Linked DNA regions of Mus musculus: regions 1 and 3 are each linked to region 2. Evidence: chromatin loops called from intact Hi-C (ENCODE). Cell type or tissue: heart. All regions are shown on one strand. Each heading gives the region's core, and the rest is flanking DNA. Links, peaks and the distances in the headings are about the cores only.

What was found. Hi-C counts contacts between places; a loop is a spot of excess contacts. Peaks named below come from ENCODE experiments on the same cell type or tissue, not always from the same donor. Only the 100,000 strongest peaks of a DNase experiment are listed, where the experiment ranks them.
Region 1: it touches region 2 in a loop (3-fold over the local background); 3 of 42 quality-filtered maps call a loop at or near these places.
Region 3: it touches region 2 in a loop (4-fold over the local background); 4 of 42 quality-filtered maps call a loop at or near these places.

The regions. Positions count from the first base shown.
Region 1 is chr4:47,470,481-47,475,191 of GRCm38, reverse strand. Alg2 (asparagine-linked glycosylation 2 (alpha-1,3-mannosyltransferase)) reads left to right here and starts at 825. Exons shown (of 2, transcript NM_019998.3): 1 at 825-1,253; 2 at 2,734-4,711. The coding sequence starts at 906. The coding sequence ends at 3,633. It overlaps Sec61b (Sec61 beta subunit), which reads right to left and starts at 531. Exons shown (of 4, transcript NM_024171.2): 1 at 439-531; 2 at 183-280. The coding sequence starts at 441. In heart, for the core only: a CTCF peak has its summit at 1,372; DNase peaks (open chromatin) are centred at 551 and 851; H3K4me3 peaks cover 2,152 bases; H3K27ac peaks cover 1,823 bases.
Region 2 is chr4:47,347,767-47,355,474 of GRCm38, reverse strand. It overlaps Gm32435 (a long non-coding RNA gene), which reads left to right. Exons shown (of 3, transcript XR_390551.4): 3 at 1,237-3,161. It overlaps Tgfbr1 (transforming growth factor, beta receptor I), which reads right to left and starts at 2,253. Exons shown (of 9, transcript NM_009370.3): 1 at 2,079-2,253. The coding sequence starts at 2,163. In heart, for the core only: a CTCF peak has its summit at 3,837 (motif pointing right); DNase peaks (open chromatin) are centred at 3,094, 3,224 and 3,574; H3K4me3 peaks cover 1,017 bases; H3K27ac peaks cover 929 bases.
Region 3 is chr4:47,290,958-47,295,668 of GRCm38, reverse strand. It overlaps Col15a1 (collagen, type XV, alpha 1), which reads right to left. Exons shown (of 40, transcript NM_009928.3): 25 at 3,296-3,349; 26 at 3,140-3,199; 27 at 2,421-2,489; 28 at 2,262-2,303. Gm52732 (a long non-coding RNA gene) reads left to right here. Exons shown (of 3, transcript XR_003955396.1): 3 at 1-1,913. Among named protein-coding and RNA genes, the nearest start is that of Gm52732, 9.9 kb to the left of the region's middle. In heart, for the core only: no CTCF peak of the experiment used is centred there; a DNase peak (open chromatin) is centred at 1,488.

The DNA.
Region 1 (4,711 bases), core at 1-2,500, 120 kb before region 2:
AAACCATGCCTCCCTCCTAAAGGGCCTTTAACTAACTAGATGGCCACGTCAGCTCGGGCTCACTCGGCCCCTATTAATCTTTCCATCCTGGAACTCCTCCTTCCAGCAATGCAATGCAACCCTGGGTACCTAGCCTCCTCCAGCCATAACCGGGCGTCCCCCGCAAGCCCCCAGCCACTTACCTCTGCCGAACAGTGGATCCCGCAGCCCGTGCGGCCACCGCTTTGCTGGGAGAGCGGCCAGAGGAGCCCACGTTGGTGCCACTGGGCGTTGGACCCGGCTGCAGAGGGAAGCAGACAAACAGTGAACATCGCGGGTCAAATCCTCTTCACACCCCCGACCCCACACCCACCCGAGAAGCTGGGAAGAGCAATGAGGTCCCAGAAAGGAAGACCAAGATAGGGGCTAGTGCACCCCATGGAAGCGGGGACCGCGCACCATGCTGATGCCTAAGAACGGTGGGCACAGGAGGCAGGAAGAGGGAAGTCGTGAAGTTGCCGAGCACTCAGAACTCTCGTAGATACAGGCTCTGGCACCGCCCCCCGGCCGGCTGGCAGGGCCTTCGCAGACTCTTGGATGACTGGGCTGTCCTGAGATATGCCTGTAAAGATTACGCCGACAACAACTGGGCCGTGTGAAAGTACAGCCCTTTCGCTTCTTTTATGTAATTTATTTAGCGTGCTTAATATGGTCAAACATCACCAAATTGCAAGCTTTGGACAGGTCCACATGAGAAATTGAGTCAGGCATTTTCTTAGCGCCCACAAGCTTATCGCTGATGTGGCCTAAACTAACGCAGGCGTAGTTGCGCTGGCTCGGCTTTCAGTAGCCAGAGGGGGCCAGGGGCGGAGCTTGCAGGAGCTTGCAGAAGCTCGCGCGGAGAGCGCAAGCGCGGCTCATCTACCATGGCCGAAAACCTGTACCGAGCCCGTTCCCGGGTTTACAGCCCATCTGTGCTGTTTCTGCACCCAGACATGGGTATAGGCGGAGCCGAGCGCCTAGTGCTGGACGCGGCGCTGGCGCTGCAGGAGTACGGCTGTGATGTGAAGATATGGACCGCGCACTACGACCCGAACCACTGCTTCATCGAGACCCGCGAGCTCTCGGTGCAATGCGCAGGGGACTGGCTGCCTCGCAGCCTGGGCTGGGGCGGCCGCGGCGCCGCCATCTGCTCCTACGTGCGCATGGTCTTTCTGGCGCTCTACGTGCTGTTTCTCTCCGGCGAGGAGTTCGACGTGGTGGTGTGCGACCAGGTGAGGCCGCCACCAATTCTTGGCTGGGGGGGGGGGGGGGGGGCGGCGCCGAGAGGGGGGGAGGGACCGCTGTTCTAGGTTTTTAGGAACTGTCCAGCAGGAGTCCCCAGGGAGAGAACGGCCACCAATTTTAGTATGGATAGACCCTTTAAAATGGCAGATCTCAGGGACATCTCTCCCCCGCCCCCTTCCTTTCGTTGAAGATCCTTGAGGTAGGGCTTATGTGTCTGCATTTTAAATGTTTAGCCTTGGGACTAAAATGATTGGATCCAGGTGGTTGCTGGCATTAAAAGACGACTTCCGGCCACACCTTGTATGTGACTCAATTTACTCTTCTTTCTTCTCCGTTATTCCTTTGTCTCTGCTTTCAGGTCCCATCCATCCCACCCTTCCAGTCTTTCTAATACTGCCATTCCAGTACTTAGCAGTGCCACGGATTAAAGTCAAGCTAAACATATCGTTTCCCCATTAGGGTCCCCATTGGTCTTTGGAGAAAAATCCAGTTATTTTGTCTATACAAGTGTCTGAGCTTGCATATCAAAACCAGAGGTCAGCTAATATTCACCTGAACATTGGAGTCAGGCTCTCTCACTGAACCTGGAACTGAAAGATTGAGCTAGACTTTTGGACAGGTGTGCACTGCCATACCCAACATTCCTGGAGCCAACCCTCAGTCCTCAGTGTTTTTTTTTTTTTAATTAAGAAGTAACATTTACTCAGGAGTAAAAGTTCAAATAGGAAGTATAATGTAAAAATTCCCTGTCCCCATCCTTGAGAGGGCGAGCCATTGTCAACAGTGTCTTCTGCATCCTTCCAGAAGTGATGTGTGGCCCTGGTAGTATATGTGTCTGTTTCCTGCTACATCTTATATGTACACAGCTGGGATCCAGTTTACCTGCTGTTGGACTTTTTGCTTTTGTTCTGCAAAAATTTGAAACATCTTGCTTATTGATATTCAAGATCCACATCAGTCTCTTCAGTGACTGGAAAGTCCCCTGTCCTGTAAATATTTCAGTCTTCCCTAAAAGACACTAACATTGCTGTGTGTGTGTGTGTGTGTGTGTGTGTGTGTGATCCTAGGTGTGACACTAGATATGACATCCTAATACTGCATTTATTTCACTTCTTACAGTCCTCTGAGGAATCTCCTGATAGTCATGGTCATTGTAAATGTCAGTAACAGTTTCCAGCCTTTACTTACAATGATGTCACCTTATTCTTCCAAGGTCTATACTTGGCTACCCAGTGCTCTTATCTAAGCTGACATGTGGAAATAGCCACAGTTGCTCCAGGGAATCTTTAATTATGATCCTGAGTTGCACTGAACCACCCTGAGGAAGCCGTATGTTCATGGTTAATGCAGACATTTACCCAGGTCCTATGGATTCAGTAATACCAGGCAGCTAGTCAACCAGGAAAAGGCTTATGGCCAAGGAGGTTAAGGCGACCAGTCACTTATCTACTGTTTTACCTTGGTTAGGTGTCTGCCTGTATCCCGGTGTTCAAACTGGCCAGACGGCGTAAGAGGGTCCTATTTTACTGTCACTTCCCAGATCTGCTGCTTACTCAGAGAAATTCAGCTCTGAAGAAGTTCTACAGGGCCCCCATCGACTGGATCGAGGAATACACCACAGGCATGGCAGACCGCATCTTGGTCAACAGCCAGTACACTGCTTCCGTCTTTAAAGAAACCTTCAAGACCCTGTCTCACAGAAATCCTGATGTGCTCTACCCATCTCTGAATATCGGCAGCTTTGACTTGGCTATTCCTGAAAAGATAGATGACCTCGTCCCCAAGGGGAAGCAATTCCTGTTCCTCTCTATCAACCGATACGAAAGGAAGAAAAATCTGCCCTTGGCACTGAGATCCTTGGTGCAGCTTCGGAATCGGTTACCATCTCAAGAGTGGGATAAGGTTCATCTCTTCATGGCCGGTGGTTATGACGATAGGATCCCGGAGAACGTGGAGCACTATAAGGAGTTGAAGAAAATGGTCCAAGAGTCAGACCTTGAGCGTCATGTGACCTTCCTGCGGTCCTTCTCGGACAGACAGAAGATCTCACTCCTCCACGGCTGCTTGTGTGTGCTCTACACTCCGAGCAACGAGCACTTTGGCATCGTCCCTCTGGAGGCCATGTACATGCAGTGCCCAGTCATCGCTGTTAATAACGGTGGGCCCCTGGAGTCCATTGTCCACAAGGTCACGGGGTTCCTGTGTGAGCCAGACCCAGTGCACTTCTCAGAAGCCATGGAGAAGTTCATCCACAAACCATCCTTAAAAGCCACGATGGGCCTCGCTGGAAAAGCCAGGGTGGCGGAGAAGTTTTCAGCTGATGCATTTGCAGACCAGCTGTACCAGTATGTCACGAAGCTGGTGTAGTCAGGAGAGTACAGTGTAGAGTCTGTATGCTACATGCACTGCGATCCCTCTTATGGGTTGTAGAAACGCCTTTGAAACCAAAAGAAAGGGGGAAACAAAGGAGCTAGAATCTAGTGCTAGTGAGATTTTCTTTTTTAAGTAGACTTGAGTCTTGAATGTGAGCCACCTGTCCACCACACCTACCTGTCATTTCTGAAATATTCTTAATGCTGTAATCATTCCGTATCTCGTGAGTGTTGTTGAAAGTATGGTAGGAATCTGCTGCTAGCAGACTATTTTAACTCTATTTTCCTGGATTATTGTTCCTTTATATATAAAGGTTTGATCATCCAGTGCCTTAATTGGCTTTAGTAGTGTAGGTCTTACCATTGTCACAGTCAATTGATTTGACTTCAGAGCGTAATGGGAACGAGGCTGCTGCAGCTCCCAAGCTCGGTTTACTTAAAGTGTTCTCTAGTAGCTGCTAGAAAATTTTTGTTAGAATTTTGGCTGGATCTATAACAAGAGTACTCAGTATTATTTATTGTTTTGGTTTTTGTTTTGTTTTGTTTTTTACTGCAACTTGACAATAAAATATGTTTGGCATCAGAAGAGAATAGAACATTAGATCTGAGCCCGATGCTCTGACTTCATCTTGTTAAATACATAAACCTGAAGTCAGAAGACTAGGATAAATGAGATAGTTTACATGAAGGAACACCATCACACATGTTTTGGCCTACCGTGTCACGCTTGGCCTTATTCCTTTGAGCCTGTGCCAGAACAGTGTATTGAGGCAGGGAGCAAAGACAAAAAGGGTCCCATATCCCTTTCTAGAAAATATCCCTTGATGACCTGATTCTCTTCCACTAGCCCTCACTACTAAAAGTCCTGTCACCTCCTAGTGTGGCTCTCAGTGTGGGCCGGGGACCAGGCCTCAGGGCACAGGCCTTTGGGAACTGTATTAGAGTTCTCTAAAATAGCAAACAGCACTTAACAGAATGAATTCCCAGAAGAAGAAGAACAAATGGCGTACAGGCTTCTGTCCAGCTAATCCAACAATGAACAGAAAGTCCAGAAATCCAGTAGTTGTTCAGTC
Region 2 (7,708 bases), core at 2,808-5,307:
CTTTCATTCCTCATGTATATCAAAGTGGTATATCCTTGACCAATTGTATTGTGTTAAAATGTCTGATTTTAAAAACTGCTGTTTAAGTTGCTGACTTAAATTTCATTTTAAAAATTATTACATAAATCTCATCTTGTGATTAAGATAGAATTGCAACAATTTCTGAAATGGTCCTAAACATCTGTAATTATGTGGAGTCGCCAGCACTGGATGATTCAGTTCTTTAAGAAAAAATAAACTCACCCATCTCATTACTACAGAAATGTGCTTTAATCTTTAATAAATGGTAAAACTGTATATACCAATGAATTGTTTTAAAATAATTTTATTTATGCTCTATTATCAGTACATTTGATTTATATACCCATCTTTTACATTTTGTATGTGACTCATGGGCACATACAATCTTTTGAGAAAAGAGGGTGGCAAATGGGGAAAGTTTATGAAGTACTAGTCTAGGTTTTGAGCAATAAAAACATCTAGGCTAATTTTGTATTACATCATTGCCTAAGTAGGCTATAAAGTCCTCCAGGACATGAACCAGCCTTCTCAGCATCCACGTCAATACTGCTAAATGCATGAACGTGTCCTGCTTTGTTTTAGGTAGAAAAGAATTAATTACTTTACCCAAATAACTGTTAGATATGGTCACTTATAGTTGATGCATAATTATAACAATTCTCCCACTTTGTCCACCATTATTTCCTTCCTAAGCCAATGTCAAAAACCCATTGTATCTTCTACTGTAGACCTATGTAAAGAGAATGTTCAAGTAAACTAAGAAACTGATGGCTAAGTTATGTTATCAAATATCAACTGTTCTTTAAGTGAGTCATGCTACTTTGGTGTAACAGGTGCACAGATTTTGAACCCTGAAAGCCTAAGTGCAAATCCTAATTTCTGCACTTACTAAGAACTTAATCTTCTGCACCTCAGTTTTCATGTCAATATACAGGACAAATACTGGTACTGCGAGGGTTCTGATACTGTGTCTTTTACATCTGCATTATAATCAACTCCCAATAAACAGTAACTATTAAGTTTAATCATAGTTGGCATCCACAGTCTGGAGAGACTTTTGTTTTGGCTTGTTTTGCTTTTTAAAATGTTGTTATCCAATTTCCGCAACAAAAATGTATTTTCACTGTATGCAGGTTGCTAATGCCGAGCCTCAGTATTTTGCTTTCTCCTATTTTAATTGGTTCCTGACAAAGTTTTTTTCAATCTTCCCTCCAGAGGTGACAACCAGTATCACGACCGGCTTTAATATTTTGGGAAACCACACATTTCCCTTCAAACCCCAGCTACACAGAGGTCTGGTTTTAAAACTACCGCTTAGGGAAATGATACACCCAAAGCAACGATCCCCTCGAGAAAAGGAATAATTTGATCAATTCTACAGAACCGTTCCCATTCAAACGTTCCCAAATCTGCAGAGTGAGCAAACGTTCAAGTTTCTACTAGCAAGAAGACAATCTGCAGCCTTCTGGTTACTGGACTCTGAACTCTTCCCAGACTCACGAAGCGAGAACATTCCGCGCATCTTCGCGCCTGCTTCTCACACAAAGCCCCTGGTTGAAGAAAAGTCGCCCTAGGCGGGCGTCGGCACTCACGGCGGTGCGGCCCACCCGGGGTCTCTGCCCACGGCGCCCCTTTCGACCCTCCGGGGAGCCCTCCAAGCGCCCGGCCCCGGAGCGCCTCCACGCCGGTGCCCGCCCACGCCCCAACAGCTTCAGGCCGGGGCGCATTTAGGCAGTGGAATCAGGGGGCCACGGTCCCGGCCGGCCTCGCACCCCTAAGGGCAGCCCCCGACCTCGGCAGGCTCGCCAGCCGCTGCCCCCCGGGAGCCCAAGAGGGCCGGCCTCTGCTCGGTGCTCCGCCACCCGCGCTCGACACCGCCCCCGCCCCGCCTCTCCTCCCCGCCCCGGCTCGCGTGGCGCCTGCCGGGTCAGGAGCGCCCGGCCGGCCGGGCGCCGCCACCTGCGCCCCCGGCCCCGCGCCATGTTTGAGAAAGAGCTGAAGCGAGCCAGAGGCCCGGCCCGGCCCGCGCGCCCCGCAGCCACCCGCCCGCCACTCACCCTTCGCCCCCGGGAGCAGCGTCGCCGCCGCCACCAACACGATGAGGAGCTGCGGACGACGTGGAGCAGCGGCCGCCGCCTCCATGGTCCCGCCGCCACTGTTTGTGGCCCGGCCCGGCCCCGGCCGCAGCTTCTCCTCAGGAAGCCTCGCCCCTCCTCGCCCCACCTCCCCGCCGCCGCCGCGGCCTCGCTCCGGCCCTTTGTAACTGCTCGAGGGGCGTACGCCCATTGGCTGCCCGGCTCCCGCCGACCCCGCCTCCCCCGCCGCCCGCGAGCGCCCTAGCGGGACCTAGCCGAGAGCCCCGCCCGCGGGGCCCTGGGCTACCAATGAGCGGCCGTGGGTTTCTGCCTCTAACCACGCCCCCGCACTGCTGGGCCTCTGACCACGCCCCCTCACCGCTGGGCGCCTTTACTCCAGCCACAGCGGGCAGCTCGCGCTCCCGCGGCGGGTGGGGGCAGGGTCCCAGTCTGCGCGCCCGAGGGAGCCCACGGTCCCGACTGAGCGCAGGGTGTGCCTGTGAGAGTTGCTCAGGGAAAGACTGTGACCGTTGCACGCTCTTTTCTTCTACTCCAACCCCACCCTGACTTCCCCTGCACAGTCCTGCACCCGCAAAACCCAACTCTCGCCACTCGGACCCTCAATATTGTCCGGGGTTCAACTTCCCCCACCCTAGACCCGCGGCTTCCAGCCTCCCCGCAAAGACAGTCCGATTTCTTTCTGCACTCCACGTCCGCCCCAGACCTCGTCGTCCTCTCCCCAAATTCCAGTCTCAAAGTCGGAGCCCAGTTTCGGAATCCCAAGGTGGAGCTCAGACACACCCCCGAGTGGCCTCTGTGTCTCGGCACCGTAAAAAGACCCAGACTAAGGGTCCCCGCCGCCCTCCTTCCCTCCCACCTTTGCTGTCCCCGCGTGGAAGCGGAGAGGCCCACGGGTTTCGAAGGAGGGAGGATTGCCCTACGAAGAAGCATCCCGCCCCGGGGCGAAGCGGGAGCAGTCATAGGTACTTTGAGTTGTCTCCGACACTCCTGTGTAATAATTTCGAGGTGTCACTAAAAACCCAAATAAACTCAGCTCCGCTTTCATTCTGAATTCCTAATTTACTGTGAGACGCTCCACCCACCTTCCCTCTGGGACGCCAAAATGAGCTCCAGATTTGTAATTCTTCCTGTCAGACTAGTCCTTTCTTCAGACACAAACACAGTCACGGAGGCGGCCGCATGGCACCGACAGCATTTTTCCGCAGAACCTTTTAAGGAGAAAATGTTATTTTCTGTGTGATTTGAACTCGGAATTAAATAAAGCTCCGTAGTAGGAATCAGCCGGCCTCTAGTAGCTGTTGGTAAATTGCTTTATAGCCACTTTCCAAGAGTTTGATCCTGCTTATGAAAGCAAACCGTGGGGGCTAAGAGCTGGGGTCTGAGACTGCTCCTCGGCTCCAGCTAGGACACGCTTCAGCAAGTCCTCAACCTGCCAGAACCTGAACAGGCCTGCTCTCTGGGACTCCAGAACCATCAGTTCCTGCCTCCCCTGGCTCCCCTGGCCCCCCTGGCTCAAATGCCCTGAGGTTACAGGGACTAAATTTGACCAGCTTCTAATGAAATCTCTCTGGGAGATATAAAGAGCCTGACACACCTAAAATCTCCAGTGACTGCCCCCGCCTCACCCCCACCCCTAAAGCCTTGTACTTCCTAGGCAAGTACTCTACTCATAAGCTATACCCCCAGCTCTTGTGCTCCTATGTGCACCGTATGCAAGTAGTGCTTGTGGGGTCCAGAAGAGGGCGTCCAATCACTTGGAACTGGAGTGACACCTGGAGTGGAACTGTGAGCCACCTAACAAGGATGCTAAGAACGGAACCACTTCCTCTGCAAGAGCAGCAGTCTCTTAACTATTAACCTATCTCTCCGGCCCCCAGCCCTTGGTTTTTAAAGATGGGGGTCTCACTATGCAAACCAGGCTAGACTGAAACTCGGAATCCTCCTTCCTTAGTCCTCCACCTCCCCTCCCCCAGGCCTGGGGTTGCAGCCACATGCCAAGATGCCCCCCCTATTTTTCTTTTTCTGATCTAGTCTGTGTCTTGCATAAGATCTCAAGAGATTTTTATGCTATGCATGAATAATTAATCTCATAGGAATTTTTTCTCTGGTTATCTTTAATGGGTTGCAAATATTAAAAGCTCCCATCCCACTTATAAATGGGACTGAATCACAAGTCCAGAGTGCCTTAGTGACATAATGTGTCTGGAACAGTGTCTGGGACATAGTAAATATTTAGTTAATACCATTTACTTTGCCCCCTCCCCTTTGCATGATGTTAACCTTGAGTCTAACCCAATGCTTTGCCTTATGAAGCCTGTACTGATCAACATGAGGATTTTTTTCTGTGACACATTTCCTAGTCCAGGACATTTTCCATGGAATGAAGTGTGTTCACTTGGAAACTGAGGAACAAGAAGGAGAAACAGACTATTTTTAAATTATATCTTTCTGATATTAGGGGGAAATTTCCATGAGCTACAGATCTGAAAACAAGCTGTGTTAGAATGAAACAAAACCTGTCCATTTAAATTTGGGACTCTCTACAGTTTTTTGGGTTCAGCTGCTTGGGTCTGGGACCTGGAATGCCTGCTTAAGCTCCTCTGGAGGCAGTCCAAGAATATGCATCGCTAATAAACTACTCAGGAGGTTCTACTGCACAGGGCACCTGACCACTTCAGAAGACATTCACCTGCTTAAATATAGTAAAATGAATGAACCCACCTGTGTTGAAAGGTTGAGCCAAAGGTCGAAGCCTCCAGCCTTAGAGACTTCTGGACCCTCGTGATCCTAACATTCTCTAGATATGGGTCTGGGCTGCCTGATTTCTACTCACTCCCTAGCCTCAACACTCATTCCACCTTCTGTTACCCCTCCCCCCCACACACACACCTCCCGTCCACCCTCCTTGTGGCAAAGTAAGAATTATCTTACCTATACACACAGTTTTGTTGTGAGGCCTAAATGAGTGGTTGCCTGTAGACAGTCAATCACAAAAGTTCATTCCCATCTTAGTCTCCACAAATTCTCGGAAGGCTCATAGGATGCTCACTCTAGTGCCTTGATTTAAAGGGGAAGAGAAAGAGGATCATCTTTCAGCAAGTTGGCTCTGGAGCTCTGTCTGAGAGAAGTACTCTAGCCCCTTGCCCTCTACCCGGTAAACCCTCAGCCTTTACGCTGAGTACATTGCTCTTTTCCCTTTGGGCAATTCTCTTAACGAAGATACTTTCTCCGAAACAGAGAGCCAAAGGTTCTAGTTCTCTCATCTCTATCCATTTCTAGAGTGGCTTGGTAACAGAATCCTAACTCCTTCAGGGAAAGCAATTTACCAGGAGGGGAGGGGGAGGGGTTCAATTTGTTCAGCTCCACACTTGAGTGAGCATGCAGCAGGGTTCAGTCCAGCAAAACGGGAACAGGAATCGCTTTCCTTCCCGGCTAAGTTTGTTCCCCCTGTGATGACTAACCTTGGCTGTCAACTTGAATCTACTAAAACCCAAGCTGCTAGCCACTCCTGCGAGTGCCTTTTTGAGCAGATTATTTGCAATGGGAAGACTCACCCTAAATGGCATTTGTTTTGTTTTGTTTTGTTTTGCTTTGCTTTGCTTTGCTTTGCTTTGCTTTGCTTTGCTTTGCTTTGCTTTGCTTTGCTTTGCTTTGCTTTGCTTTGCTTTGCTTTGCTTTGCTTTGTTTGCCTGCTTGCCCTCACTTTCACCAGCAAGTCCAAGGATCCCATTACTGTAGCCTTCCTTCACCCACTTTAGAAACAGTTTCTCTGGGCATCAGATGCACACTGGAGACCAGCCGTCCTCCAGGCTTTGAACAGCAGACTGAGACTACTGAGATGCCCAGCTTCATGGGGCTGAGAAACTCCTAGAATCTCCGCCTGTCCAGTGTGAGCGAGCAAGTGTTCCACCGCCCAAACTACATCTTGCAAAACATTCTAATAAACCTACATGTATAGTCTATCAGTTCTGTTCCTTTAGAGGACCAGGACTAATACACCATTTAAACAAGGAGCAAACACATCACTCTCACTTTCTTTCTTTCTTTCTGGAACATAATTGCAACCTCTGGAGACACAACAGCCTCTTGTAAGCATAATGGTGATAGCTCATATTAGGTTTAATAATGAAGGAAAATGGGTCTCCAGTAAATGTGGTGATCAACTACATCAACTCTAATGCATATTTCCTATTGCGCAAGAAAAAAACAAGCCTTTGTTTTAAGCCCTAGAATACTTCATTTCTGCCTATTCTGTCCTAGCCTTTCCTCTCTTCTAACCTGCAAATATTATTGATTTATGTCCTGGTTAGATGTTGCCAACTCTTTGTGCTCCTAACTGAATGACAATGTACCTCACGACTTAGTGGCTAGGAATCATAGCTGCATTTATTGTCTAGAGATTGTGGGCAGGCAGAGCCAGCTTCTCTGATCTAGAGCAATGTGAGCTGGCCTCTGCTAAGCTCTGTCATGAGCACGCTGTCAGGACCAAGCAGACCCTTTCGGGGTGGGGTGGGGGGTTTCATCCTCTAGCAGGCTAGCCTGGACTTGCTACGATGGCAATGCAGAGATCTAAGATAATGAGAGAAAATATGTAAGATCACTTCACATATTTTAGGTTTAGAGATAGCACATTGGGTTCACTATTGCCCCTTCCACTGATTTGGGCAAAAACTGAGCAGAGACCAAAGTCAAAGCATAGAGGTGAAATTATCACACACACACACACACACACACACACACACACACACACACACACACACACAATTTATATATAATATATATACAATCCATGCGTGGTTCTTAGCTCCCTTTTCATCCTTAAGGTAAGCCACACAACACAACTAGAATGTTTCTTCCCTGAAGCTGGTCATAGATAGTAACCCCCACTCCCTTTCTATCTTGGAGACACTGGACATAAAGAAACTTGCCCATCCTGTTTGACATAATACCTGAACTTAAGAAAGAGTCCTATTCTGTACTCTCCAGAGATGCAGCAGAATCAGGCTGACAGACTTGCTAAACTTCTCTACCCAGGCTAGGCACTCTAGAACATACCCTCTTGTCCAGTCATTTTTTATATGGTTAGCCATGTTTCAACTATGCCTGTGCAAGGCTGGGATGGGAGACCTCTGGGTAGATTCACACACGGAGGATCCTTGAAGGTGATGCTCTTTCCAAGGCATGGATGCTCTGTGTCCCTCTCCCACAGCGAATCCTAGGCATCTCTTCATCCGAGGGTTTTGTGATATTCTTCACAATCAGCTGCTAAGTCTAGGTGTTTTCTTCAGATGTGAGCGTTTCTAGCAATCTAATTTAGTCAGTTGGCCAGAGGCGTAAGCATAAACAAGCTGGGACTTGAAACTCACCTCAGAAGGATGTGGTTTAAGTCATTTGAAGCCTGAAGGAGATTTTACAAACACTGACCCCAGGCCCACACATTTGAAAATGCAGAGACTCAGAGGCCCCAGATTGAATCCACATAACAGCCTGGGTTTTATTCAGTTTCTAAATTGAGGAATTTCTGGTCAAACTCGAACTGATTTTTATCTTGCCAATTTCTATGTGATGCTACAGTTCTTTCAACCTTAAGT
Region 3 (4,711 bases), core at 1-2,500, 57 kb after region 2:
GGCACAGGTCAGGCAGCAGTGGCAGTGACAAATAGCAGGGTTGTCATTAGATTGGAGGGGCTTTTATGGACTCTTCATTAGGTGACAGGGGTCTGGAATCCAAGCAGTTCTGGATAACACTGTTCAACTGTCTTAGCTTCATTCCTTGTTACTGTGATTGGAAACCCTAGCGAAAGCAACTTGTGGGAGAAAGGGTTTATTTGGTTTACAACTCCAGGTTACAGTCCATCACTGCTGTGAAGTCAAGGCAGCACTGCATGGAAGCAGTTAGTCACATTAAATCCACAGTCAAGAGCAGAGAGCAATGAATTAATGTATGCACGTGAATGTCAGCTCACTTTCTCCACTCTTAGGCAGCTTAGAATCTCTTGCCTAGGGTATGGTGTCTAGTATAGTGGGCAGGTTTTCCTGTCTTGGCTTAGGTAATCTAGATAATTCCAGGCCAACCTGATCTAGACAACTCCTTATTGAGACTCTTTTCTCGGCCAATTTGATTTGTTCTATGTTGACAATTAAAGGTAACCATCTCACTCTGCCTCCATCTTTCCCCAGAAGATGCTCCACCTAGATCTGGGATCTTTCTGTGCTTGTAAGTGGGGATTGCAAGCTGCTTAGGGGTCATCATGAAAAGATATTGGGAAGAGGAAGGAACCTTCCAGAAAGAAAATCTAAGGACGACCTTTACAAGTGGTTAAGCAAGGTGGTAGGAGTATATAAACTGTCATGATGTTAAACTGATGAAACTGGAAGATGCTTGCGAAGTGCTGGGTGTGTTTCTGTTTGATAATGTCTACTTTGAGGGCCTCGTAGGAAACACCCATGCCTCCAAACGCTACGGTGTCCCAGTATGCCACAGGAAATTAAAACAAGACAAAACACGTTGAGCCTGGCATTGAGTTTAAGTCACTCCATAACTGCCCCACCATCCCCCGAGTGTAGATACCACACAGGGTTCCACTACAGGTTGTACAACTGCAGTATCATTCCCACAACAGTCTAAAGTTTGTGGTCTTCTGTCTCATACTTGGTGTGTTGGGATTGTTTGTGGGAGGTAGTAAGGAGGTGGGGCTCTGTGTTGAGAGGAGGGACCTTGAGCTCTGGGAAACAGTGGGACCTAGGCAGCCTCTGCCCTTGTATGAGGAGATGCAGTGTTTTCTTGGGGTATCTCCAGAAGCTGCACTTGCAGCAGATGCCTCGCTACAGTTATCTGGATAAACACGCCCTTGGTGCTGCTGTTGGGCTCACTTGGAGCTTCAGCCCTGTCCCCTGGGGGATCCCGCGCTCTGCCTTCCAGGCTAGCATGCTTGGACCGTGGGCTGCCCACATGGACGCCTCAAAGGTCAGATTTGGACATAGGCCTAGGCCAATACACAGCCAGCCGGCCTGCATCAGTTAGAGGCATCAGCGACCAGCAGCATTCCCATTCCCACGGGAATCAGTATAAGCCCACTTCAAAGAATATTTTGAAATGATCATCTGCAAACTCCAGAAAGCAGAGACCACGTCTGTCTAGGTCATTCCTGTGTTCCCCCCGGGGCCTAGCAAGAGTCCTTGGCACTGGGGAGAGCTCAGTAAATATTTACTGAAAGAATGAGAGAATGATTGCGCACAGATCCATGACTCATGCCTTGTCCCCGTGTTTCCTCACAGAAATAAATGTCTCCCTATGATACTGGCAAAATCCTACAGACGGTACTGCCAACTGCCTGGGGGAGGGGGAGGCTGGGCAAGGATCACAGTGCCTGCACCTGCTTCCTGGTCACCAGGAGATCTGAGCTGTGGTCCCAGCTGCCCCATGCTCCGTGACCTTGGGCTAACCAAAGAGCTTCTGTGGGTAGCTGTCTTCCCATGATAACTGGGAGAGATAACGCTTGCCTCTTGGGTAACTCAATCTTTGAGGAGGATGGAACTGAGTAGTTACAAATTTTAACCCCCAGTTCCCAGCTCAGAGGCCACGAGTTCCGGTCACTTCTTTTAGTTAAGAAGGAGTCTATTTTGCAATTTTATGCTTCTTCCGCCCCTGAGGCCAAATGTTTGTTTTACTAATAGACGACTCACTGTTAAAATAAGCCAGTGTGTGGTATTTCATTACCAGGGTCTATTATCTAGAAACTTCTAGATCTTTAAGGGCCTATATGTAGATAGATGATATCAGAGAGTAGACATACAGGAATGGAAAAGTGCCCAAGGCAAGATGGATCCGTTTCCTAAAACAGGCACTGGTACTTAGCCTGCTGCATGAAGACATGAGAGTTACTTACTGGTGTTTTGCAGTGTGGCCGGGCAGGTATTGGAAAAACAGCCTGTGGAAAGAGAATATGAGGGGTGAAGGCATCAGGAAACCTAGCACCAGCTGAGGCCAATCTGGTGCTCACTGCAGGGTCCCCAGGAAAGCTTCTCCCAACCCCATCCTAACTTACGCCTTTGATGTTAACCACAGCTCCAGGGGGCCCTGGGGGCCCTGGGGGTCCAGGTAGGCCAGGTGGACCCTGAAGGAAGAAAAGAAAAGCCGCTGCTGTGTTTAAGGATGTGGGAGGCAGCTACAGCATTTGCTACACACTCTGAGCTGGAAGCTGGGAGGGAGTAGCTTCCAGAGCACTCCCTCATCTGGGGCATACTGAAAAGGGTTGGTAAAGCATGCGGGAGACAGCTGGACAGCTATGCCGTCCTGGCTGACACCCACAAATAATGAGGCCCAGAGAAGGGATACAACCTGCTCAGAGCCACACAGCAGCTCACAGAGAACTGAAATTGGAACCCAGATTCTGGTTCCCGGAGCAATGCTCCGTTAAGATCTGCATTCCTGGGCCGTGTGTGGGAGCAAGGAGGGGGGACACAGGATGCATAGAACCCCTTTTCTTTCCTTCTCCTTTCTGTCTGGTGTCTGCATTGGGGAGACTGACACTCTTCAGCATGGGAATGGTCTAGGTGGGACACAGGACCCTCCTGAGAGTGAGATGGGGGGGAGCGGGGCTGAGTGTGTGCACCTCTGGAAGCAATGGAGGAAGAAAGAAAGCTTCCCTGAGCACACATTCTGCAGGCCCCACTCATTGAACTTCGAGGTACTGGACACTCTAACAGGATCTCGTCTGCACTGCAGCCCCAGGGCATGAGGTGCAGAAGTAGCCATGGTACTCACAGGCAGCGTGACCCCTCGATCTCCTTTGGCACCCTTGAGGCCATTCAGTCCTGGGCGACCCTGAGATACACACAAGATGCCTTAGTGAGCTCTTGCTGTGGGTCAGCTTTGCCACCACATGCCCCATCTTTTAGTCTGGGGAACACTGATACCTACAGGTCGTCCTGGGAGGCCAAACTCTCCTTTGTGTCCTGGTGGTCCTTTGGGTCCCTAGAAGCAAAACAAGCACCAGGCTAGCAAATGCCCGAAACTCAGAGTCCAGAGATAGGGGAGTGCTGGGACTGCTCTTGTAGGGAGAGCAGCAGGGACAGGATGAAGGGACATTGGCAATGGCCCTGGAGTACCCGCCTGCCCGGTTCCTGGTCTCCTGCCTCTCCTCACCTAGAAGCATTTGCTCAGATTTTCAGATCTCCCAACTTTTCTAAAGGCTACACAGCCAGGACCACCTCAGTCAGAACGGAAGAAAGAGCAAGAAGCCAGCAGCTTCGTGCCTCACGTGCCCAGGTGCTCACATGCTAGGCTGGCACAGAACATGGAGCTTTGCATTGGTCATTCATTCCAGGGTCCCCATGTCCTCTATTCTGAATCAGCTCTGCTCCTCCCTGTGCCAGTGTGCCCAAGAACAGGCTGGAGGATGGTAGTCTGCCCCACCCCCACCCATCTTGAAGCCCAGCCTCAGAACAATGCCTCGGTCCTCCTGTAGAGTCCCTGACCCACAGACCCTTCTCCAGTGATGGTTTTCTGGGTCCACACACTTCTTAAGTCACTGCCCTGATCCAAGCTCCTGGCAGGAATCACCTTGTCTACTGGAGCCTGAGGAATAGCAGCTATAATCATGTGCCCCTCTGCCCACCGCCATTACTATAGATAGCATGCCCTAAAAGATGCATTAAGAGAGGGTCAGCATGAAAAAAATCTCTGATATATATTACTCTCAGGGAAGTGAAAAGCAAAAGTAGAGGGAGTTTTCAGGGCATGGGTGGGCCACTTGGTAGGTGGTTCTCTGGAACATTCCCCACGTGCGCATGTACATGGAGTGTCCTGGGTCTCATGAAAGTGCAGATGAAGAGTGTCTGCGCTAGTATATGGGCCAGGGCCTGCCATTCTGCATTGTTACTAAGCTCCCAGGTGATGCTGGGGGGATGCTGATCCACAGACCACACTTTGAGTAACAAGCCTTAGCATTTTTGTAAAAGAGTCATAAGCTACACTGGTCTCTAGGGCCATAGTTAGCCCAGATGGAAGCATTATGCAAATTAAAAGGTGCCCTTATTGCCTGTGTTTGGCAAGCTGTGCACAAGCTGGCCTTCAGTGGGACACCCGCCATAGCCATCTGGAGCCTCCTGCTGGCCCCACTACTAACTGTTTGCATTTCCCATAGAACTGGAGGTTACTGAGTGGTTAACCAGTTGGGAACAAGACTCTCCCATCTGCCTTCACTCTCAGCCCATGTAGTCTATATTTGGTCTTTTCTGCCTGACTTCAGGGACTCAAAAGCCTCAGAAGGTTTCCTGAAGGATGTGCTTGGAACACATAGGCGTTCACTCACGTGCAAACCTTTCTCCCCGGGCC